Linked DNA regions of Mus musculus: regions 1 and 3 are each linked to region 2. Evidence: chromatin loops called from intact Hi-C (ENCODE). Cell type or tissue: left cerebral cortex. All regions are shown on one strand.

Evidence for each region. Peaks named below come from ENCODE experiments on the same cell type or tissue, not always from the same donor. Only the 100,000 strongest peaks of a DNase experiment are listed, where the experiment ranks them.
Region 1: it touches region 2 in a loop (6-fold over the local background); 4 of 42 quality-filtered maps call a loop at or near these places.
Region 3: a loop joins it to region 2, with 12 times the contacts of the local background. A loop is called at or near these places in 3 of 42 quality-filtered maps.

What each region holds. Positions count from the first base shown.
Region 1 is chr17:50,635,759-50,643,758 of GRCm38, forward strand. Plcl2 (phospholipase C-like 2) reads left to right here. Exons shown (of 6, transcript NM_013880.3): 4 at 4,358-4,433. Among named protein-coding and RNA genes, the nearest start is that of Plcl2, 130 kb to the left of the region's middle. In left cerebral cortex, a CTCF peak has its summit at 3,683 (motif pointing right); DNase peaks (open chromatin) are centred at 5,593, 7,266 and 7,812; H3K27ac peaks cover 2,160 bases.
Region 2 is chr17:50,402,698-50,410,697 of GRCm38, forward strand. No RefSeq gene overlaps it. Among named protein-coding and RNA genes, the nearest start is that of Gm31015, 17 kb to the right of the region's middle. In left cerebral cortex, no CTCF peak of the experiment used is centred here; DNase peaks (open chromatin) are centred at 4,127, 4,746, 5,636, 6,053 and 2 more places; H3K27ac peaks cover 2,979 bases.
Region 3 is chr17:50,645,384-50,653,383 of GRCm38, forward strand. All of the region lies in intron 4 of Plcl2 (phospholipase C-like 2), which reads left to right. Among named protein-coding and RNA genes, the nearest start is that of Plcl2, 140 kb to the left of the region's middle. In left cerebral cortex, no CTCF peak of the experiment used is centred here; DNase peaks (open chromatin) are centred at 71, 3,604, 3,737, 4,923 and 2 more places; H3K27ac peaks cover 4,067 bases.

The DNA.
Region 1 (8,000 bases), 230 kb after region 2:
CTCTGCCCGGCCTCCTGGGTTCATGGAGACTCAGCCATGGCATCCACTTTTTTAGCCCTCGAATTATGAGGTGTGATGTCTTTAATAAGCCCCTTTTATAATAAGGGAGATTTAATATCATCGTCATAAAAGGATATACAGGGCCAGAACTCACAAATGCAAACACCTTTTCTGCCTCAAGAGTTTACATATGTGTTGTGGGCCTATGGTGATGCTGTGGTTTTCTTCTCCATCCCTCCTGCTCTTGTGCCTTGAAACTGGGTTCATTTCATTGCTTGTATTTGCCTTGTTCCTGTTTTATTTTGGACCCCCATTGACCAGTTCCTTGATAATGAGCTGTGGCAACCTCCACCCTTGCTACGAAACCTGCTTGCTTCTCCATAACTCATTGAGCGAACATCAAAGCTGAGCAAAGGTCACTGATGACGGTTTGGACCTTTTCAGTATGCAGATTTGTAACGGCACAAATCACTTCATATCAGCACAATAGGGTTCTTAACTATTTGTTTTATCACTGCCTGCTCAATATGTTAAGCTGTAAAATAGAAAATTTTAATTTACATGAATTACTCAGAGCTTGAGGAACGAATGTTAAGATGTTAAATTCCAAAGTGCAAGCTCGTCTGTTGGGCTGTGGCTCTGGGCCCTGAGTGAGCAGTAAAGTGTGTCTTGGAGCACAGGAAATGGATCAGTGCTATCTGACGGGCTTTAAGACTTTGGTGCTCTTAATAGACATGTTGGATATATTTTAAATAAATATAACAAGAATATGGTTTTCAACCTACATATATTTAATTACTATAGAATAACGATGCTGGCAGTTATTAATAAGTAATACAAATCAAGTTAAAGTTTAAAGGAACTGATGTGTTCGTCTTAGTCAAGTTAGTTTTCTCTGCCAGGTAAATTCATCTGGAATAACAAAAAACCTAGGATAGCAAAAACTCTTCTCAAGGATAAAAGAACCTCTGGTGGAATCACCATGCCTGACCTAAAGCTGTACTACAGAGCAATTGTGATAAAAAACAAAAACAAAAACTGCATGGTACTGGTATAGCGACAGACAAGTAGACCAATGGAATAGAATTGAAGACCCAGAAATGAACCCACACACCTATGGTCACTTGATCTTTGACAAGGGAGCTAATACCATCCAGTGGAAAAAAGACAGCATTTTCCACAAATGGTGCTGGCACAACTGGCGGTTATCATGTAGAAGAATGTGAATTGATCCATTTCTATCTCCTTGTACTAAGGTCAAATCTAAGTGGATCAAGGAACTCCACATAAAACCAGAGACATTGAAACTTATAGAGGAGAAAGTGGGGGAAACCCTCGAAGATATGGGCACAGGGGAAATATTCCTGAATAGAACAGCAATGGCTTGTGCTGTAAGATCGAGAATTGACAAATGGGACCTCATAAAATTGCAGCGCTTCTGTAAGGCAAAAGACACCGTCAATAAGACACAAAGACCACCAACAGATTGGGAAAGGATCTTTACCTATCCTCAGTCAGATAGGGGACTAATATCCAACATATATAAAGAATTCAAGAAGGTGGACCCCAGAAAATCAAATAACCCCATTAAAAAATGGGGCTCAGAGCTAAACAAAGAATTCTCACCTGAGGAATACTGAATGGCTGAGAAGCACCTGAAAAAATGTTCAGCATCCTTAATCATCAGGGAAATGCAAATCAAAGCAACCCTGAGATTCCACCTCACACCAGTCAGAATGGCTAAGATCAAAAACTCAGGTGACAGCAGATGCTGGCGAGGATGTGGAGAAAGGGGAACACTCCTCCATTGTTGGTGGCATTGCAAGCTTCTACAACCTTGCAATCAGGAAATCAGTCTGGTGGTTCCTCAGAAAATTGGACATAGTACTACCGGAGGATCCCACAATACCTCTCCTGGGCATATATCCAGAAAATGTTCCAAATGGTAAGAAGGACACATGCTCCACTATGTTCATAGCAGCCTTACTTATAATGGCCAGAAGCTGGAAAGAACCCAGATGCCCCTCAACAGAGGAATGGATACATAAAATGTGGTACATTTACACAGTGGAGTACTACTCAGCTATTAAAAAGAATGAATTTATGAAATTCCTAGGCAAATGGATGGACCTGGAGGGCATCATCCTGAGTGAGGTAACCCAATCAAAAAAGAACTCACATGATATGTACTCACTGATAAGTGGACATTAGCCCAGAAACTTAGAATACCCAAGATACAAGATACAACCTGCAAAACACATGAAACTCAAGAAGAACAAAGACCAAAATGTGGACACTTTACCCCTTCTTAGAATTGGGAACAAAACACCCATGGAAGGAGTTACAGAGACAATGTTTGGAGCTAAGACGAAAGGATGGACCATCTAGAGACTGTCATACCCGGGGATCCATCCCATAATCAGCCTCCAAACGCTGACACCATTGCATACACTAGTAAGATTTTGCTGAAAGGACCCAGATATAGCAGTCTCTTGTGAGGCTATGCCGGGGGCCTAGCAAACACATAAGTGGATGCTCACAGTCAGCTATTGGATGGATCACAGGGACCCCAATGGAGGAGCTAGAGAAAGTACCCAAGGAGCTAAAGGGGTCTGCAACTCTATAGGTGGAACAACAATATGAACTAACCAGTACCCCCCCTACACACACACACACACACACACACACACACACACACACACACACAGGTCGTGTTTCTAGCTGCATATGTATCAGAAGATAGCCTAGTAGGCCATCATTGGAAAGAGAGGCCCATTGGTCTTGCAAATTTTATATGCCTCAGTACAGGGGAATGCCAGGGCCAAGAAGTGGGAGTGGGGGCGGGGAGGGGAGTTTGGGGGAAGGGTATGGGGGAACTTTTGGGAGAGCATTGGAAATGTAAATGAAGAAAATACCTAATTTTAAAGAAAATTAAAAGGCAAGAAAAATCCTGAACTAGCTAGGTAGTGGGGAAGAAATGCTGAACATGGCAGGCATAACTGTCAGCTGAAGGAAAGCTCACAGTGGGGTGAGGAAGCACACTTAGGAAAACAAAGAAACTCTACTGTGAGCAGAGGGGACACTTAGGAACCCAAAATATGCTCTGTCTCCGGGGTGTGTCTCTTTAAACCCAAGGTCAGGTTGGTTAGTTTCTAGAAAGGTGGGATGGTTGATTGGCCCAGAACTGTGTCAAGGTTCAGAACTTACTCAGATCTGGCCTTGAACTTGATCAGCTCTATCAGCTCGGGCTCTACAGGCAAGAGAAAAAAATGCAAGGCCTTTGTCTTAAGCTGCGGGGCTTTGTCTCAGGTCAGGGGTTTTACTGTCTTTATTACCCAGTCATGTCCCCCTCCCTGTCTGCCCTACCAGGAAATCTGTCTAACCCCTAGTTCTTAGGGTGGGTGCTGACCAAAACCATTGTTAGAGGCATTTTTAGCAGATGGGATGTATTCAATATTGTTTGTGAGGCAGTGTCACGTGACGCTCATGGTTTCACCTCCCTCTCCACACATTGTGCTGTTGCCGCCCACTGAAACCTAGGCTCTCCTGCATGCTTACTGAGTGCTTTACCTGTGTGCCGCTTCCCTAGCTCTTGAATTTTTATACTAATTTTCTTTTTTTTTTAAGATTTATTTATTTTATGTATATGAGTACACTGTGACTGTCTTCAGACACACCAGCAGAGGGCATTGGATCCCATTAGAGATGGTTGTGAGCTACTTGGACTCAGGACTTAACCACTGAGCTATCTCTCCAGCCCTACTAATTTTCATATGAAGATATTTTTGGTTAAAGTGGGTTAAAGCTTCAGAAGTGCTAGGGTTGTTTATGTAATGAGTTTGAACATTTTGTTAAAATGATCACCAAAAGGGGTGTGTGTGACAAAATTCAAGTCAAAGCCAGACATAGTGCTCACTCTTATAGTCCCAGCACTTAGAAGGTTGAGGTGGAAATTTGTCCAATTTTAAGGCCATTTGGGCCACCTAATGAGTTCCAGGCAATGCTGGACTACAGTAGAAGACCATACCCCCTCCAAAGAGATAAACAAACAAACAAACAAACAAAAAACCCAAGAGTCCTTAAACAGGTTGAGCACACTCACTTATTTATAACTTTTTATCCATTATTGTCCCTGGGCAAGTTCAGTGGTTACTAGCCTAACTACACCTGGACTGCATGTGTAGTCAGTACTGTTTAGACATAGGAAGATGTACGGTTTTATTGGTTTTACCTCCATAGACACCTGAGCCGTGGGAGCCAGAACATCCTGTCTGCCTGTTTTAAGATGTGTCTGGTGTGTAGTGGCAGGAAGAAGTCTGACTCTCAGTGATCTCACATCTGGATGTTCCTTTTACAGATGATGCAGTCCCTCAAGGCACTGATTGAAAATGCAGACGCTGTGTATGAAAAGATCGTGCACTGTCAGAAGGCAGGTGAGTGGAAGTTCCTTTAAAACAAAATTAAGACCATCACCTGTTTTCCTCAAAATTATGTCTTCCCTTTGATACTCTGTCAAGAGGAGAAATAAGACAATTATTTGTCCATGGCTAAAGAAAACACTAATCCAGCGGTTCTCAACTCCAGTTAATGGATTTCCCTGGATACATCAACACTGGTCTGCAGCACTGGCTAGGAGATTCGTAACTATTAAAAATCTGCAGGTGATCTGAGCATGGTGGCTTACGTTTGTAATCCCAGCATTTGGAATTCCAGGGTAGGATAGGGAATGTAAGGCCAATCTGATCTACAGAGTGGGGCCTTGTCTCCAAAAAAAGCAAGATCTCCAGGCATCTCTAGCATGAGGTTGTGGCCGAGAGCTGCATTAATCTCTTCCTCAGTTCTGTTCCCGCAGACATCCTGCCACTCACTTGTGACTCTATTGTGAGGGGGACTGGAGCAAAGGAATGGGCTTTTTCAGGGAGCCAGCCCCTTTACAACTGCTTAGTGTGGGTGCAGATGTGGGTAGGCGGGGTGGGCAACATCAAAACTTAGCTATATAGTCTTCCCACTTTTCACTCCAAGTATCAGATTGGTTCTAACATGAATATTTCAAGTTTTAAATAAGGCTGAATTTGCTTCTGAGACCTCTTTAAAATACAGAGATTTTTACAATTGCTATGCTTTTGGTTCATTTGATTTTTGTTTTTGTTTTTGTTTTTGAGACAGGGTTTCCTTGTGTAACAGCCCTGGCTGTCCTGTAACTCACTTGTAGAGCAGGCTGGCCTCAAACTCACAGAGGTCCGCCTGCCTCTGCCTCCCAAGTGCTGAGACTAAAGTGCGCCACTATACCCAGTTTAATTGCTGTGCTTTTTAAAAAGTCACTTTTTCCATAAATGAATTAAAGTAAATTGGAAATAAAGGCATATGTGAAACATTTTGGTATTCACTGAATGAATATTCATATTTGTGACTAATCAACAAACTCTCAAATCCTTGCCTTGGGTTTTTTTTTCTTCCTCTTCAGTAAAGTACTGTTAGCAAAATGATGTTTTTATTTTTAGCCCTTTCTAAGCTAGTTCTCCCTACAGTATCCACCCAAATGCCATTTTGGCATGACATTATCCTACAGGGAGTCATACATTAGATTACCAGGGTGTCGGGATGCAAATCTGATCTCCACACTATGCAACAAGGCCATCACCCAAGTCTCCTACCATGTTGCCAGCATTACAGAAGACCCGTCATACTCCATCTGCTCCTACACTTAATAAATATGTTTTGAACTTCTACATGCATAAGGCTCTTAGTAGCTCTTGCATACCAAAATGTAGAAAATAAGTGAGCCTAGTTTTATCCTTTTGGAGTCTTCCAATCATGCACACTATCTGAAAATGTTCATGGCCAAGATGCCTCGTTGAAGCGACGCAAAGCCATTGGTGCTTTGAGCCTTTCAAGGCTAAACAGCTGTGTGTAGAGAATTTCAAAAGGCAGAATCGAATAGGGCAACTTGCAATATGGAGGAGCTTGAGAAAGCTTGAGGAAGGCACAGCGGTGCCTGGTGCACACAGGTAGTCCTTCTCCTGGCCTGTCCCTGCATAGTCAACCCCATCGAGTTTCACAAGCTCTCCCTTTAGTCAGACTCTCTGTGCTCCTCTGCCAGCTAGTAGTACTTTTGCAGTTACCCAGTGTGTCTGAAGACCTTTCATGATTCCAGGGTTCCTACTAAAGCATTCTCTTGGGCTCTTCAACTCACTTGTTTGTTTCCAGTTGATAGAACTTCAATTATTGTGCATTTTATTAATGCATTCCATCTTCTGAACAGGATAGCTTCCTACAACACCAACATTGTATATTGTTACACTCTGTATCTTACCCAAGACATCTGTTCTAGCCTTCTGTGCAGAGTGGTGACTTGAATGTTAACTAGCAAAAATGTGATTTGACTTTTATTAAGTATTCTGTTAAGCACATGTATAAGTATTTTTGAATTTTGTTGAATTTTAAGCGGGAACTGTTTATTAATTCAGTTATTTGATTATGTCAGTTTTGCAGATTCCCTGGTTGATGAAATTTGATTGATGTCTTCTATAATGGGTTTTTGGTTTTTAGCTTGATTTTAGTAACGAAATGCTTGCTCTACTAAGCAGAGTGTCCTACCCCAGGGACTGCTCTGGTGATGAATAGAGAGTGGCTGCTCAGTCAGTCTCCAGGTGTCCTAGGCATAAGGACATTACTAGTCGAGCCAAGATTATCTTTTGGTTGCCCTTGCTACCTACGTAGAAATACTTAGAGCCCTGGTCTTTCATTTCTCATGCTTACAGTTATTGTAAGGGCATACGATCATTAGTCATATGAAGACTTGGTAATTTGTACTGAGTTCAGAAGATGTCTGTATAAGATTTTGCTTTAGAAGTGATTCTTACAGTGTTTACAGAACTTCGGTCTTGGAAAGGAAGGTATAGGTCACCAAAATAAGAAAGAGCTGCCAAGTATTTCTAGCTTTTTAAACACAAATTTATACTCACATTAGATAACATTTCATTTAAACGGCTCAGTGAAAATAGGAATTCTGACCAGTGTGACCCCGGGGAGTCTAGGCTGGGGCTCCCTGAGGTTTAACAGATTTCAGGGAGAGAAATGTTTTCTTTGGTGTTAAGTAGAGAGGGAGTTGGGCAGGCAAGGTTTTCTCTCTAGTGAAGACCTCCAACCATGATGGGCTGGCAGTCTGTAGCCTCTCCTCCATCCAGGGAGACAGAGCCTTGCAGGTCAGAACTGGCCATGGGAACAGCACTGATGGGTGGCAAGGCTTCTGCAGTTGGTTCTTTCAGGAGAAGCTGGTGGCAGAGAGAATTTGGGGGTGGGAGGTGAGGAAATTTTTAATAAGGAAACTCTGTTCCTAGGAATATGTAGCACTCAGTGAAGTGTAAGATGTTAAAAGACACACACACAACACACACACACACACACACACACATACACACAACACACACACACACACACACATACACACAACACACACACACACACACAGAGACACATACACACACACACACAACACACACACACAACACACACACACACACACACACACACACATACACACAACACACACACACAGAGAGAGAGAGAGAGAGAGAGACAAAGACAGGCAGAGTTAGGCAGAGGAATAGGGCAGATCCTTTTCTGAGACAGCAGAGCAATGTGGTTTTTAGAGACAGGCAGAGAGTATTGCACAGGGAAGCCCTGCCTCGTGGGAACATCAGGGGAAAGGGCAAAGGGAACTTGGGACAGGGCTGGGCGTGGGTGTCCCTTCAGTCGGGGCTCAGCAGTGCCACCTGAAGCTGCAAACTGGGCCATGCGAGGTGGTGTGGGAGGCAGTGTCTGAACACCATGTGAGTAAAACCAAAATATAAATAGCACAGGGCTATTCAGGAATGAGTGTGTCTACATTAACACACCCTTTCTCGGGCGAGTAAATGGTCAGGGGCACAGGAACTGAGCAGGAACCTGCAGAGGAAGAAGCATCATAAAAAGTATTTTTAAAACATGTATAAACACTG
Region 2 (8,000 bases):
CAGGTAGTAATATGTCCAATTTTCTGAGGAACCACCAAACTGATTTTGATAGTGGTTGTACCAGCTTGCAATCCCACCAACAATGGAGGAGTGTTTCTCTTTCTCCATATCCTCACCAGCATCTGCTGTCACTGAGTTTTTGATCTTAGCCATTCTGACTGGTGTGAGGTGGAATCTCGGGGTTCTTTGATTTGCATTTCCCTGATGTGTAAGGATATTGAACATTTCTTTAGGTGCTTCTCAGCCCTTCGGTATTCCTCAGTTGAGAATTCTTTGTTTAGCTCTGTAGTCCATTTTAAATAGGGTTATTTGGTTTTCTTGAGTTCTTTATATATATTGGATATTAGCCCCCTATTGGATTTAGGATTGGTAAAGATCGTTTCCCAATCTTTTGGTTGCCGTTTTGTCCTATTGACAGTGTCCTTTGCCTTATAGAAGCTTTGCAATTTTATGAGGTCCCATTCATTGATTGTTGATCTTAGCACATAAGCCATTGGTGTTCTGTTCAGGAGTTTTTCCCCTGTGCCCATGTGCTCAAGACTCTTCCCCACTTTCTTTTCTATTAGTTTCAGTGTCTCTGGTTTTATGTGGAGTTCCTTGATCCACTTGGACTTGAGCTTTGGACAAAGAGATAAGAATGGATGGATTGCACTCTTCTACATGCTGTGTGCCAGTTGAACCAGCACCATTTGTTGAAACTGCTGTCTTTTTTCCACTGGATACTTCAGTCCTTCTTAGAAGGGGGATCAAAATACCCATGGGAGGAGATACAGAGATAACATGTGGAGCAGAAACTAAAAGAAAGGCCATCCAAAGATTGTCCCACCTGGGGATTCATTCCATATACAGTTACTAAATGCAGACACTATTGTGAATGCCAACAAGTGTTTGCTGACCGGAGCCTGATACAGTTGTCTCCTGAGAGGCTGTGCCAGTGCCTGACAAATACAGAAGTGGTTGCTCACAACCATCCATTGGCCTGAGCACAGGGTCTCCAATGGAGGAGCTAGAGAAAGGACCCAAGGAGCTGAAGGGGTTTGCAGCCCAATAGGAGGAATGACAATTTGAACTAACCAGTACTTCCAGAGCTCCCAGGGACTAAACCACCAACCAAAGAATACACATGAAGGGACCCATGGCTCCAGCCACATATGTAGCAGAGGATGGCCTTGTGGGACACTAATGAGAGAGGTGAGGTCCTTGGTCCTGTGAAGGCTTGATTCCCTAGTGTAGGAGAATGCCAGGGCAGGGAAGAGGGAGTTGGTGGGTTAATGAGGAGGGGAGGGGGGATGGGATAGGGTAGTTTTCAGAGGGAAAATGAGGAACAGAGATAACATTGGAAATGTAAATAAAGAAAATATCTAATTTAAAAGGAAAAAAAGCAAATGACAACAAGAAATGGTAGGTTAAGAAGAAACTTAAAACATAGTAGATATGTGAGAAATGGGTAGGCATGAACCAAGGAAAAGCAACCAGAAGGAAGAAACATCATACGAAATAGCAGAAAGGAGGGAGCTGGTTAGAAGGACTTTTAAAAAACTCTGATGTCTGAGCACTGACAAGAAAGGCATGTGACACATGATGATCTAAGTAGACAGGCAGGGGACAACTGTGCCATGCTCTGCATAGAATATTAAAGATTGGAAGCTTCACTCTGAAAACAGTGCTGCGCCACCAAAGGTCTCAGACATTGTAAAATTATCACCAAATATATGTTATAACATATACACAACAAATTAGAAGATCAAGCATAGATAAGAAAGACCAGTGGCCTCCAAGAGTTCAGCATGAGTGTAGCTTGATCTAAATTAACACTGGAGAAAATGAAGTAAAACGGAAGGAAGGGGTCTGAACCTCATCACAGAGGCCAAACTCAGGGCTAAGGTGAAGGTTTGTCTCAGAAGACTATGCGTGGAGGAAGAGGTTTTCCTTGTAAATGTTAACTTTTTAAATGTGTGGGGTGCTTTCAGGATATTCTTTGAGAATATCCAACAATGAGTTTCGTTCTCTTAGATCTTCCCAGCTCCATCCTCCTTCCCTCTCAACTTCCAACTCCACCTACCCAGTCTCTCTCTCTCTCTCTCTCTCTCTCTCTCTCTCTCTCTCTCTCTCTCTTTCTTCCTCTCTCTCTCTCTCTCATCAGGTTCTATTTGTGGCGCCCATATATTCATGGATGTATGGCCTTCCACTGGAGTTTAGTTGACCTATCAGTGGTTGTCTTGGTTAGGGTTTTACTGCTGTGAGCAGACACCATGACTAAGGCAACTTTTATAAAGACAACACTAATTAGGGCTGCCTTACAGGTTCAGAGGTTCAATCCATTATCATCAAGGTGGGAGCATGGCAGTGTCCAGACAGGCATGGTGGAGGAGGAGCTGAGCGTTCTTCATCTTGTTTTGAGGGTAAATGAGAAGACTGGTGTCTAGGCATCTAGAACAGGGTCTTAAAGCCCATACCCACAGTGACACACCTACTTCAAGAAGGCCTCACCTACTCCAACAAGGCCACACCTCTTAAGGATACCAAACCCTGGGCCAATCATACACAAACCATCACAATGGTTAATGCTCTTAAAGAAAGCTTACTCTCCCTCTCCAATGTCCACAACTAACCAATGTGTAGTGAATTAGAGCCTTCAGCACCTGCAGGCTTAGCTGGGATAGCTGTACTCTACTCTTCTTCCTAAGGCTTAGAGATTATTATGGAAGATGGATAGAAAGATTCTAAGAGCCAGAGGCAGCAAATGAATGCAAGAAGCTGTATCCTCGGGACACAAAAGGGCAGCTGGACTTAAGCATCCACAGTGGTTATGGCAGCTTGAACAAGCCCAGTGCAAGCTCAAGCCAATCAAGTCCTCTGTTCTTTATAATATGGAAACTGAGAGTAGCATCTAGGCAGAGGGAGGGAGGTGGGGCTTTAGCACACAGCACTTAACCGAAGCAGCGACCCGATAGTCACTCAGGTCCACTGTACTTGTTCTGTCTTAAGAACTGTTTCAGAAAGCAAACACTGTGGGCTCTTGGTTTAATATATTCTATCAGTGTCATGTGTTGGAATTCAGAAGAATTGTTACACAGCAGCTTCCTCTACTATCGGAACATTCTATCCTACAGGAGACTTCTTAAACAGGAAAGTTAACAACTCAAAATAGATATAGGAAATCCCTGAAACTGACAGGATTCACCAGGCTCCTCCCTGCCCAGAGTGAGCACTAGACGCTGAGATTCCCTCTCAGACCAACTAAGGGGACCTGCAAATAAGACTCAAGACCAGACCAGCTGCCTGGAAGAAGCAGAAACCAGCTGAGCTAGCTGGAAGAAGGTTAGACCAGAGCCACCTGGAAAGGTCACTCTCCAAGCTGTTGAGCTCCCTGTAGGCTGTGCATGTGCTCCAGGTTCCCAGCTCTGTGAACTGTCACCCGTGCTGGGGTGGGCCTTGGTGGTGCAGCTGTCTTTGGGTCATTTCTATTCCTCTAAGTAATCCTTTACCTATATACCTGTAAGTAACCCCAATAAGACTCATTGTTTCGCCAAGTTGGACTTTGGTGGTGTCTATTGTGGGTTTCCTACGTAGGGTAAATAGACATTTGTGTTGCATCTTCCAAGAAAAAAAACCAAAACTTTATCACACAACAAATATCTGCTCCATTCTGGAGATATCTCTAGCCATCTAGAAAATGTGATGGGTGCTATATCCATGGGATTTTAAGGGGTGAAAACTCCATCTCTGTGCAGTCCCCTGGAATCTCTCTTAAGGAAGAAGTAAACATATCTCCCTATTGTTTTGGAGTCCAGGAAGGTGACAGACTGGAAAGTATACATATATACATATTAGACAGTGTTCTCTAGAGGAATATAACTTACAGAATGAGTCTATGCCTACACAGAAGGGGGATTTAGTAGACTGGCTTACAGGCTGTGGTCCATCTCATCCACATAGCTGTCTACCAACAGTAGGTCCAAGAATCCAGTTGTTGCTCAGTCCATGGAACTGCATATATCAGCTGGTCTTCAGCATACACTGGAATCCTGAAGTCAGCTCTAATGCCATTAAGGAATGCGCTGGCCAGCAGGTTAGGCACAAAAGTTTCCTCTTTTCACGTCCTTACATAGGCTTCCAGCAGAAGATATGGCCCAGATTAACGATAGATCTTCCGAACTCAAAGATCTGGATTAAAGAGACGTGGGTCCTCCCACTTCGGATGACTTAATTAAGGAAACACTCCCTCACAGGTCTGTCCAGCCATTCGTGGCTTAGTTCTTTTCCAGTGTTAAGCTGACGACCAAGAACAGGCACCACAGGCTGTAAGGTCTCCTCAGGAAAAGGAAAACCTTAGGAAAAGGAAAACCTGATCACTCCAATGTTACCTAATTTACTCAGCACCTTCCTTGTGCCAGGAGCAGCCAGAGTGATCAAATGGGGAAACTGAGTCTGTCAGATGTCATCTGGAAGAGAGAAAAAACCCACATTGTATGTTCCTGTGGCCACTGATACTCAAACATATGTGCATTCCACTGCTTTTTCTTGTTTGGGGATTAACCATGAGTGTTAGCACTTCTATTTATAACTTAATTTTTTAAATGATTTCAAAAAGAATTAACTTCCGTTCTGACTCTGATGTAAGGCTAAAGAGCTAGTTGAAACACAATGTGGTCCCTGCCCGGAGTACATTAAAATAGCCCAAAGTAGCTGTCAAGGCATAAACAGCTCAGGAGAAAAGCATTGCTGTGGCTTTACAGAACAGATGGTCCGATGACGTCAGTGTCTCCAAATTACCTGCAGCCAAAGCAGATGGAAAAAATTAACATGGAAGCCAGGCCTGACGGCAGGCAACAGTCACAGAGGACATCGGTGGAGGAGAGCAAAATGCTGTCTTCCTTTGCGTTGTCTTAAGAGCTTGAGGGACCTTTCCCTTTGTGCAGATTTCTCAAATGAATGACAAAGCATGGTTCCTACCACCAATACAGGCTGGAGGAAGTAGCCTTTTGTAATGTCCCTGCTGCTAAAACACAGTGATTATAAACAGAAGTGATTTGAGTTGGGGGGATGGCCGAGTGTCCATTGTACAAGCCTTCAAGGACTGGGGTCAGAGTGCCAGCACTCACTCATGCGCTGCTGAAGTAACGGCGAGGGGCAGAGACTGGCTGACATCTGAAACCTGTTGGCCAGCCAGTCTTGCTGAACTAATGAACTTCAGGTTGATTGAGAGACCCTAGTTTTAGAAAAAAAAATGGTGGAGAGTGATTAAAAAAATTGCCTAAGTCCACACACAAAAGAAAAGAAGAAAGAGGGAGGGAGGAGGGATGAAGAGAAGGAGGGAGAGAAGAAGGGAGGAAAGGAGACAGAGAGACAGAGTCAGACAGACAGAGACAGAGAGAGATGGGGATAGAGAGACAGAGAGAAAGACATTTTTAAAACTAAATCAGGTTTATAAAAGTTTCCCTGTTAAGGACATTTTCCGGCCAGCTGCAGACCCTTTAGTAACCCCACCACCACACACACACACACACATATACACTTGCTGTCTGTCACTCAGTTAGTTATCTACTACAAAGTAACACACTCCACTCAACGAGTGCCTGGATTATCTGGACTGTAAGATCTGAAATCCTGGGGCCGGAATCTCAGAGCTTTGTATTAACAGACAGTCTTTAGCAATCCATCACTAACGGGCAGTGTACAGAGGTGGCCTGAGAGTCCATAGGTCTCTTTGAAGCCACCACAGCTCTGCACACCCCCAGAGCCCCTAACTCTTGCCTCTTAAGTATAGACTACAAGATACCAGGCTTATACACAACAAAGTAGAAGAAAAATCAGAAGGACCTTAAAACAAAATTTCATTTAGTGTTTTCTACCATACTTGTAAGTGTCCAATTTCATGACAGCACGGCCCGGAGCCGTGCTGTGGTGGTTTAAGATCCAGGGAAATAATCCCAAGGCGAGAATGTGAGGACACGAAATCCTGTAGTGATGTGGGCAGTGGTGGGGGTGTCTCTGGAAGTGACAATGGGGGAAGAGAAGAAACAAGACAGGAATGGGAAACTCACACCTCCGAGTCACCCCAAGCAAGAGTGAGGGAGCTAGCTTGTCTCCTCCAACGCTCATGCCCATCTGTCACCAGATGGGAGCCGCTGCCAGGGACACTGGCTTCCTTCTAGTTTTGGATCTTCCAGGACAAGAGAAAGCCCTCCAGGGGAGAACGGCTGATGCTTACTGAGGCCAGAGGATGCTGAGTAGTATGTTAGTCTGCTTTGTATCACTATAATGATACCCAACACGGGGTGCTCAGTAAAGAGGTTTGTCTAGTTCACTCTTAGAGGCTGAATCCCAAGATCAGGTGGTCCAGTCTGTTTGGCCTGTGACAAGTTGTTCCTCTCACCCCGACCCCCACTGCTACATAACAATGTGAGAGAGAAACAGAAAAGGAAATCACGGCCTAAAGAGACGGCCAAGCACATGGACTGGCCTTACACTAGAAGAATTCATTCTAGCAAGACTATGTCCATGAGATGAGGGCCTTCTGCGGGTAAGAGAGCTACCTCACCAGCTCCCATCTCACCTCTGCCACAGTGGGGACCAAATTTCAGCACACACACACTCAGCTGTATCTGAACCAAACAGGGGTGTGAGCAGAACACAGACAGCTTTCACTGTAGTAAGCTTTGGATTGGGGTTCCCCTCTGTGTGCTTAACCACACATCCTCAGACAAGTAAGTCTCTGCCTCAACACCACCAGATATATGAACATCAAGCCCAGCCAAATGCTAGCAATCGCCATGCTGGCTATGTAGGAAGCCTTAGAGATATGGCGTTATCGTATTTTCTCAGTTGTGTAGCCCTGGCACACAAGTGGGACTCTCTATGTAAACCAGACTGTCCTTGAACTCACAGAGATCTACCTGCTTCTGCCTCCTCTCAAGTGCTGGGATCAAAGGCAGGCACCACCACATCCAGTTTCTCTTTGCTGTGACCAAATACCAGACAGAAATAAAGAGAGTAATTTGTTTAGGTGCTTATAGTTTCAGAGACGTCTGTCCACAGTGAGAGGCAATGACTAGAAGTTCAATCAATGGTCACCAGGAAGGAGGAAAAAAGGGATCCAGGAGAGGCTAAGGCAAGACACAGTGTCCAAAGACAGTTACCAAGTTCTCTCAAGGGGCCAAGCCGCTGAGTAGGTCAGAGTCCCTCAGATGTATCTCATCGTTCCTGGAAATACCCTCAAAGGCCGACTTACTTGTTCATTACTAACTCGCCGGGCATTTCTCAAGCCAGACAGATTGAAATTAAGATTAGCCACGCTAGTGTAGGGAATGTGGAATTTAGAATCACATCAGTGCTACAACATGTAAGGACTTCAGACCACACTTTGGCCAGCTTCCTCATTTCACGAAAGAAGCTTAAAGATGAGGGAAGTACTTATCGCAAGAGAGTATGGAAGGGGGAGCGTGTGTGTGTGTGTGTGTGTGTGTGTGTGTGTGTGTGTGTGTTTGTAGTATGGATATGTGTGTTGTGTGGGTTTATGTGGTATGTTTGTATATGTGTGGTGTGTGTGTGTGTAGTTTGTGTGTATGTGTGTGTAGTATATACAGTGTGTGTAGTGTGTATGTATGTACAGTGTGTATAGTATGTGCAGTGTGTGTGTGTGTGTGTGTGTGTGTGTGTGTGTGTGTAATGTGCATAATACTGGGTTAGAGAGTGGCTGCAACAGACTTGCACACTGGGTACCGCTCCACGTGCAGTGTTCCCTCCAGCATCTTGGACTGACTGCCTCCGAATTACTCATAGACTACAGATCCAGAAGGGAGACTGAATTGTCACTCTCTCCTTCAAGGGCTTTTCTATTACCATGAATTAGGAGTGGCTGCCATAGTGCTGCATTCAGAAAGAGTCTGAGGATGGGGTGCCTCAGGCCAGGCATGTAACTGATTCCAGTGTCTATTGAGTGCATGTGTACTTGCTAAAGAAGGAGGTAGACACATGGAATAGTGATCCTGAAGCTA
Region 3 (8,000 bases), 240 kb after region 2:
GACCAAGCTGAGTGGATTTGTCTTACCTAAAGCAGATAAAGACCCAGCACTCCTCTGTGTGGGGAGGATAAACAGAGTGTCAGACAGACCTGCCTGCTCTGGGTTCAAGTCTGAAGCCTCTGTCTTTATTTGTGGACAGGCTCCCCAGAGCCTACTGTATCCCTGGGAGCTGCAGTCACCAGATGAAGAACTTGTCACCATCATCACATGGCTCTCTCACATCTTTGTTTAGTCTAGTACAGAAAACTGCAAGTCACCAGGAAGGCTCCTGCTGACAACAGTTTACTAGTGTTCACTCTAGAAAGATTTGCAGAAGGAAAGACAGAGGCCTATGACTTGCCTCCTGATGTCTGGGTGTCTCTCAGCTCTGTCTTACAGAAGTGAAGCCTGTCCTCTGTTGAGTGTCTTGGTCTGTGAGTTTAGTCTCTTAGCCCTTCTCTGCCTTGCTTACTTCTTGGTTAACATACCATTCCCTGACAGCAGCTTAGGTGCAATGACCTAAGATCAATTGCATGAGCGGTCTTTTAGGATAACTTGCGGTCAGCAGCTTAAAAACATTAGCAGGCTGGAGAATCATTTCCGATAATGCTCCAGGATGTGTAAATTACAGACTATCTGCATGAATTTTGAGAGAAGGAGAATGGTTTCTTAACTCTATACCTAACTTTGAAGGTGATATACAGCTACACCCTTTTGAAGACAAGGCCTTGGGAGGCTGTGTCAAACACCACCCAGACCCCTATGGAAAACTTAATGTGTATCTTCATCCCTGAAATTCAGTAAATAACCATCAATGGTCTCCAGGTAGCCTTTCTCTTATACATTCAACAGACCCTCTCCAAGACGTGTGCCAAATGACTAGCAATCATCAGCGAAAGCTTTGGGGGCTCAAGAGGTAGCAAGGCCAGCAGCATCGTTGCACTGTTCCTACTGCCTGCCTCTCTCTCTCTCTCTCTCTCCCTCTCTCTCTCTCTCCCTCTCTCTCTCCCTCCCTCTCTCTCTCTCTCTCTCTCTCTCTCTCTCTCTCTCTCTCTCTCTCTTCCTTCATAAGGAAGTATAAGGGAAAGGATCGCAAAGGTGACACCTCATTCACAGCTCAGAGTCCGCAAGCAGCTGGTCTAGAAGTCTATCTCCTGGCACATCCTCTTTACTCAATCCCTGACATCACCTTTTGCACTGGTGGTGTTTCAGAGGGTAGTCAGAACCTCCTGGAGGTAGGGTCCCTCTTGAAATATTTCATATACTGCTCAGCAATCTAAGTATTATCAGCATACTACAGGTTGAGAACTTCTCTTTCTGGGAGAAGTAGAGCAGACCTTCTGGTACATTCTTGGCCGGATGTCTGTCCCCTGTGCACTCCCCAGGGACAGAGTGACAGCTTAAAAGCAGCATGGACTGGCTGGGTGACTGAGTAATAAGCAGATTATCCTTCCAAGACATTGAATCCTTTTTTGTATATACCTTTCATTGGTGACATTTTTCCTGTTCCACAAATAAAAGGGGAGGGAAGTTGCAGGGGGCTTTCCCTTTCTGATGTACATGCTTTGTGGTCACATTCCAAAGTTGTACTCTTTGGCTGTGTCTTCCTCTGCTTTTCCTTGGTAATCATAGTCTCTGAGAACATTCTTTTCATCTAAATAGCAATTTGATGGTTTCCATAGGGATTGAAGGTAGGGTCAGCTATAGTCCTCCTCGACTTTTAGCCCTGCTGTTCAGATAAAGAACTATGGTTGCTATGTATGTTATAACTACCTGCTGCAGCTAAGAACCATAATTAAGTCCACAGACAAATCACTTTTCTCAGACAAATACTAGAACATTTTTAAAATTCACACATAGGTTATCATTAGATCTAAGATAAATTAGCATAGGTGACCTCTACATGTTTTCTAGCTCTCCAGTGCCAATCTTTAATATGAAATTCTTAGAACATAATAAATATAATAATATAAAATATCTTATATTTATAAAATGTATAATATAGAATTATATAAGATATATAAGGAGTTGTAAATACTAAAGGAATAGGACCCTTTCAGGGTTTATCATAAAGGTGTGCTACCAATATATGTGAGCATGTTATTCTGACTAAAAAGAAATATTTGGTTAGGACACAGAAGAAATATTTAAAAACTCAGGTTGGGTCCAATGATGGAACTTTAATTCAAGGCTAAAGCATGTGGGTTGGTCTTAGGACAACACCCCAGTGTCTAATTCAGGAATTACACAATCATGCTTCGCTAGCGCTCCATCCGTCATCAGAGCTCACTAGTGCACCCCATTGTGTCCCACACTTGCAGTTATAAAGCCCATTTCAGTTCCTGCCAGTGTCTTGAACACTGGAGGGAATATACAGGCAGTGGAGATCATTAAATAGTTAGAAACCCATCCTTAGTGTTTCTAACTTTCCTGGTGTTCTGTTCCCAACCTGAGGTGTCAGCTTAAACAGGCATTAGGTGTGAAATACTATTTCATGTGTGCTGCACATGTTGTTCTGAAAGACCTCCGTGGGGATAACCCCACCCGAGTCACGAGATAGCGCACACCCAAAGAATCACGAGAGACCATCTTGATGCAAACACACGAGGTAGTTTAATGACGGAGCTCCAGGCCGGCATGTATCTCACACAGGAGACAGAGGTGTCGACCACGAGGCTCAAAAGCTAGGGGTTTATATAGGAAAAGGGTGGGGGTAGGGGAAGAATTGGCGTGGCTTCACACAATTGGACAGTTTAAACATCAGCAAACTGTATGTGCAGATCGAGGTAACAGCAGAGCATCTAGTTAACATTTAACCCATGTCAGAAGGGCAGGAGATAGGCAGGCGCCGGGCCAGTCCGGACATTCTTGTATGTCTTCCCTAACTTTATGGCTAGTTGGTTCCTGGGATGACTTTACAGCCTTTGTTCTTTGTTCTAGGCCCAAAAAGCCTTCCTAACTAGCAAGCCACATGAGTCATGGACCTTGAATTTTAATTTTCTTTCAGTTCACAGTACAAGGGTCAAGTGGAAAGAGCTCTTGGATTGGGATGAAGGTCAGACCTGTGTAGAACAGGCTGTCATCCAAATCAAGGAGCTGCTTGAATGGGAGAATCCTCTTATGAAGAAAGGGCTGGAAAATGCAGGAAATCCAGGACATGATCAAGTCTATGATTCAGACTGATAAGGTCACCCTTTTTATGGTTGGTTTTGTCAACATGACACAATCCAAAACCCTTTGGGGAATGAGCCTCAGGGAGAGACTACACCTCAGAGTGGCCTGTGGATGTTTCTTAGGAATTGTCTTTATTCCACATTAATTTATATGAGATCACCTGTTATGGATGGCACCATTCCCTGGGTCTGAATCCTGAATTGTGTAACAGTAAAGAAAGAAAGCTAGGTGAGTAGTGCTAGGCACACATGCATTCATTTCTCTGCTTGCAACTGGAGATGTGATGGTAGTGGCTGCTTCGGGCTTCGGCCACTGGGACTTCCTTGTGGTGATGGCCTGTAGCCTGGAACTGTGAGCTGCATGAGTCCTTTCTTCCCTATGGTGCTGTGGTGCTGTGTCAGCATATTTTATCCCAGCAGCAGAAGGAAGCCAGGGCAACTCTGAGAGCTTAGCAGCACCCTCCCACTGACACCTGGCCCTGCTCTGCTCTCTTCCCTTTAACAGCTATTACCTTCTCACATACCTTGTAATTGCTCATATCCATAAACAGGGTCTGTTTTCTTTTGCCTAAAGTCCTCAGGCTTGGGCATCTGTTTATTCCACACACTCCAGACACCAAGAACGGTGTCTGGAAGAGCTTATACAAAACAGTAAAACCCTCTGCCGTCACATGCACTGCCATCGCCTACAGATGAGGCTGGGATACAGGCACAGGCTGTCTACTGAGCTCTTAGGTTAGCAAATGTGGTTATTAGACACATTGAACAGTTTTCTGTGTGGCCCAAACTTGCAATCTGAAGGCTAGGCTGATAGTATTTACTAGTAAATTACTTACAGGTAGTAGGATAAAAAGGGGGGAATGGGAATGAGTCGAGATCTTTGCTCCAGCCTCGAGAGATGGAGCTGCTATTCACTATTGTAGCAAACCTGGGCAGTATTGAGAGGAAAGATCAGAGTCTGTTTGGGGTGAAGTTAAATGTAACTTCCTGACTGACTTCCCAGTGTAGAGTTGAGAAGACAGGCCAAGGCTAGAGATAATAAATTTGGGAACCATAAATATAAAGGTGACTGTAGGTTGAGACTGTGGACTGACCCTCCAGCGCTTCTGTGTCAGGAGATACAGAATAAATACACACACTTGAAGTGCAGAAGCCTATGTGGCCAGGTGAATGTGCTGGCCTACAGAAGAGATGAGGTGTGCCAAAGGGATGCTGACTGCCCTGCATCAGATCCAGGCTAATCAAGAGACCTCAGGACCCTTTACACACACATTGTGAGAGCTTGGAAGGACATCAGGGGAAATTTTAACTGTCTCAGAGCTGGCATGCGTAACTTGAGTTCAAACATAGGAAAGCCACACAGACAATTTCAGATCTGTAAATTACATGTATTTTGAGTCAGCAGTTTAATTTTTTTAGGAGCTTTGTGCAGATAGGATTACATACTTGGCAAAGTTTTCTTTGCAGTATTGAGAACAATCTCAATTTTCAACAAGAAGTCCCTGCTAAAGTATATTATACATATGTATAATGAATATTATATGCAATATGTATGTGTGTGCATATATAGGTATGTATTCACATACTATATGCATATATGTAAAAATATGTGCATAATAATTTTATAAAATATATATTATTTGCAGTATTTGTTTTAAAAGATGGGGCTAGAAGCACAGAGCCTATGGCTGTGATATTTCTCTGGAAGGCTCCTGAGGTAACAGCTCAGCTGGAGTGGGGCACGGAAACTGATAGATGGAGAAAGGAAAGACACTTTCTGTGCATTGATTTGTAGGCTTAAGCTTTTTAACTTGTTGTGTCGTACTGTCTATCTAGAAGTAAATAAAATGGAAGAGAACTGCAGACGGGGCGTGGTGGGGTACTCTCTGTAGGGTGTGGTTATTTATGTCAATAAATGTATTTTTCATTGCTTAGAGCAGACCTTGGTTTTTGCTAGTGCTAGTAGTCTACCATCTCACCAATGAAGGGAAAAGAGCAAGCAAGCCTTATCTCAGTAACTGTGGTAAGGTGGCCGCTGCGCGTCCCTCTGTGACGGGCGGGACAGGAGGAGCATCTCGCTGAGCTTAGTTCTTCTGTTACCCAAATGAGTCACATGTCTGTGCATGATGGTTAAATTCCAAAAAACATCAAGTTATGCAACTTCGCTCACCTAGATTTGCCCAGATGGAAAATGCTGGCGGAGGGAGAGAGACTCGTCTAATTCATTCACAAATTGTACTGCGGTGGATTCGGCATCACACAGATCTTGCCATCCATCTGGTTTCAGGGCTATATTTAAAAGAGCTGGTTTATCTATTCTGTCTCATGTGGAATAGGATTTAACAGTTCAAAATCCATCTTAAAATAATTTGGCTTTTGTTAATGCCAAGATTGTTTTGGGAAGATGGCCAAGAAAAGGAGACTACAGCCCTGAACCATTTGGGAAGTAACTAGGCATTTCCACACCTCCACAGGATGAAGATGAAATACCCTTGTGCTCACATATACACACCAGACCTCACCAGGGCTGGGCAGAGGACTTAATCAAGGCTGTGTATCTAAATGTACTGTGTGGAAATTCGTTAAGGAACCCAATCCGGATTTCATTTCAGGGCAGTGCGTTGTGCCATAGCATTTTCAATGTGGTTGGTGATTTTCCCTCTGCTTATGTCCTAAACATCCCTGTCATGTAGATTCTATATTCTAGGTTACAAACAGCCCCCTATACGGAATTTGGGGAATTGGAAATAAATTAAAGTTATGCAATCTAGTTAAGTTTTGAGACCATTTATAAATTGGACTCTTTGATTTCACTTTCCGTCTTTTGAAACATAGAGATACTCTTGTGATTTTGTTTGATGGGAGAATTTTTTTTTTAAAGAATAGACAGCAAAGTAAATTTTCTGCTAAGAACTAATTATTCGTGTAACCACAACATTTTCAATCAGGAGCTAATTGAATCCACAGATATAGAACCCATGGAAGCAAAAACCTACTATACTTAATTTGGTAAGTTCTAAATAACTTTTTAGTTTAAAAGGTAAAATAAAACTAATCTTTAAGTACATTGTTTTAAGATCAATGTACCTCATGACTGTTGAAGTTGTGTGCTGTATTTAATCTCCTATATTTAGAATTTATAGAAGATACCATAGCCAGGATGTGTAAAAGGTCACCTGTGTTATATTTACTTATGGAAAATGGCTCTGATTTCAATGAGATGAGGAAACAATACTCTGTTTCTGACTTAGTTCCATCTCCTTTACACAGCAAGTTGCTTCTCTGTGCTTTTGTTAACCATAGTTAACATATGTGTACATAGATGTGCATATGCTGGGCCTCACACTGAGGAATGACGACGGGTTTCCAGTGTTATTTGTGCTGAGATGAATCAGTAGTAAGCTTCGATGTTTCTCTTCAGTGTGCTCTGGTACAGCTGTGGATACTTGTGCTCTTGTTTCAGGCTGGTTTCATTAGCTCATTTGAAAATTGTGTTCCCATTTATTAATTTTGAAAAACATGACAGTCTACCAATGTTACCTTGACTTTTATCATTAAATCTGAAACTCAAAAACATCCACTTAAAATATTTAAATTATAAAGCATTTTGAAGTACTCTTTGGATAATTATGTGGCCAGATGCCCATTTGCATCAGAAACCTGAGCTGTTTGGATTTTAAGGAAATGGCATGTGGAGAATCAGTGACTGGCTTGAGGTGATCCTCAGGAAAGCGTCTCCCTGCAGCAGGGTAAGCTGCATTCGGATCTCCAGAGCCCGTTGAAAAGGTGGCTGTGGTGGGCTTTTGTAACCCTCTGCTGGCAATGAGGCAGAGCCGTTCAGTGTTCCCTCGTCAGCCATGTAGCCAATCTGCGACTTCCCTCAGAGACCGTGTCTCAAAGTCAGGTGCAGACTGGCTGAAGAAGGGCACAAAATTTCAACCCCGCCTTTACACACAGGTGCACAGGCACTTGTAAGGTACAGTCCACAAACCCACACGTATGTGTCCATGTATTCACACACACAGGAAAAGCACTTTCAAAAGTGTTTCTTTATATAAACATCTAATTGACACACTTTCATATGATCATAAAAGTTTTTAAACTGTGTGTTTAAGAACTGCAGTTACAAACCTAAAGTTAATGCCTCTATGGCCTCCAGTATAGACCAGTGGACTAACATGGTTCTTTCTCATGTGGCCTGTGATTTGAGACTGAATTAAACCTTTGGACATCACCTAACCAGGGATTTTCCATTTGTCGTTTCCTTAGTTCCCAGTGTCATCACAATGAAAGTATTTAAGCAGGTTCTCTCCTTGGTTAGTATCCCAGAGGTAAAATGACCTACTGTTCTTCTCTGAGAGCAGTCTGTGTAACCAGAGGAATCCAACTGCAGGGTTGGGGGGCACAGAGCAACCAAGGCTTTAAAAGTCTGAGTTGTTGTTGTTTGTTGTTGTTTGTTGATTTGTTTTGTTGTGATGGTGGTGGTGGTGCTTTTTGTTTTTAAACAAAAAGAGTAACCATCAGGATGGAGGGGTTGCTCAGTGGTTAAAGAGCTAGTGCCGTTCTCCCAGAGGACCTGAGTCTGTTTCCCAGGTACTGCCTGTAACTCCAGCTCCAGGAAAATTCAGTGCCTTGGCCTCTTCAGACACTTGAGCTTACCCATACACAGGCACACACACACACATACATACATACATACATACATACATACACACACACACACACACATACACACACACACACACACACACACACACACACACACACATACATACAATGTAAAAATATGTTTTGAAAGAGCAACTGTGGCAGTTCTCTGTGAGATTGACCATTTGCTGGCTCCTGGGC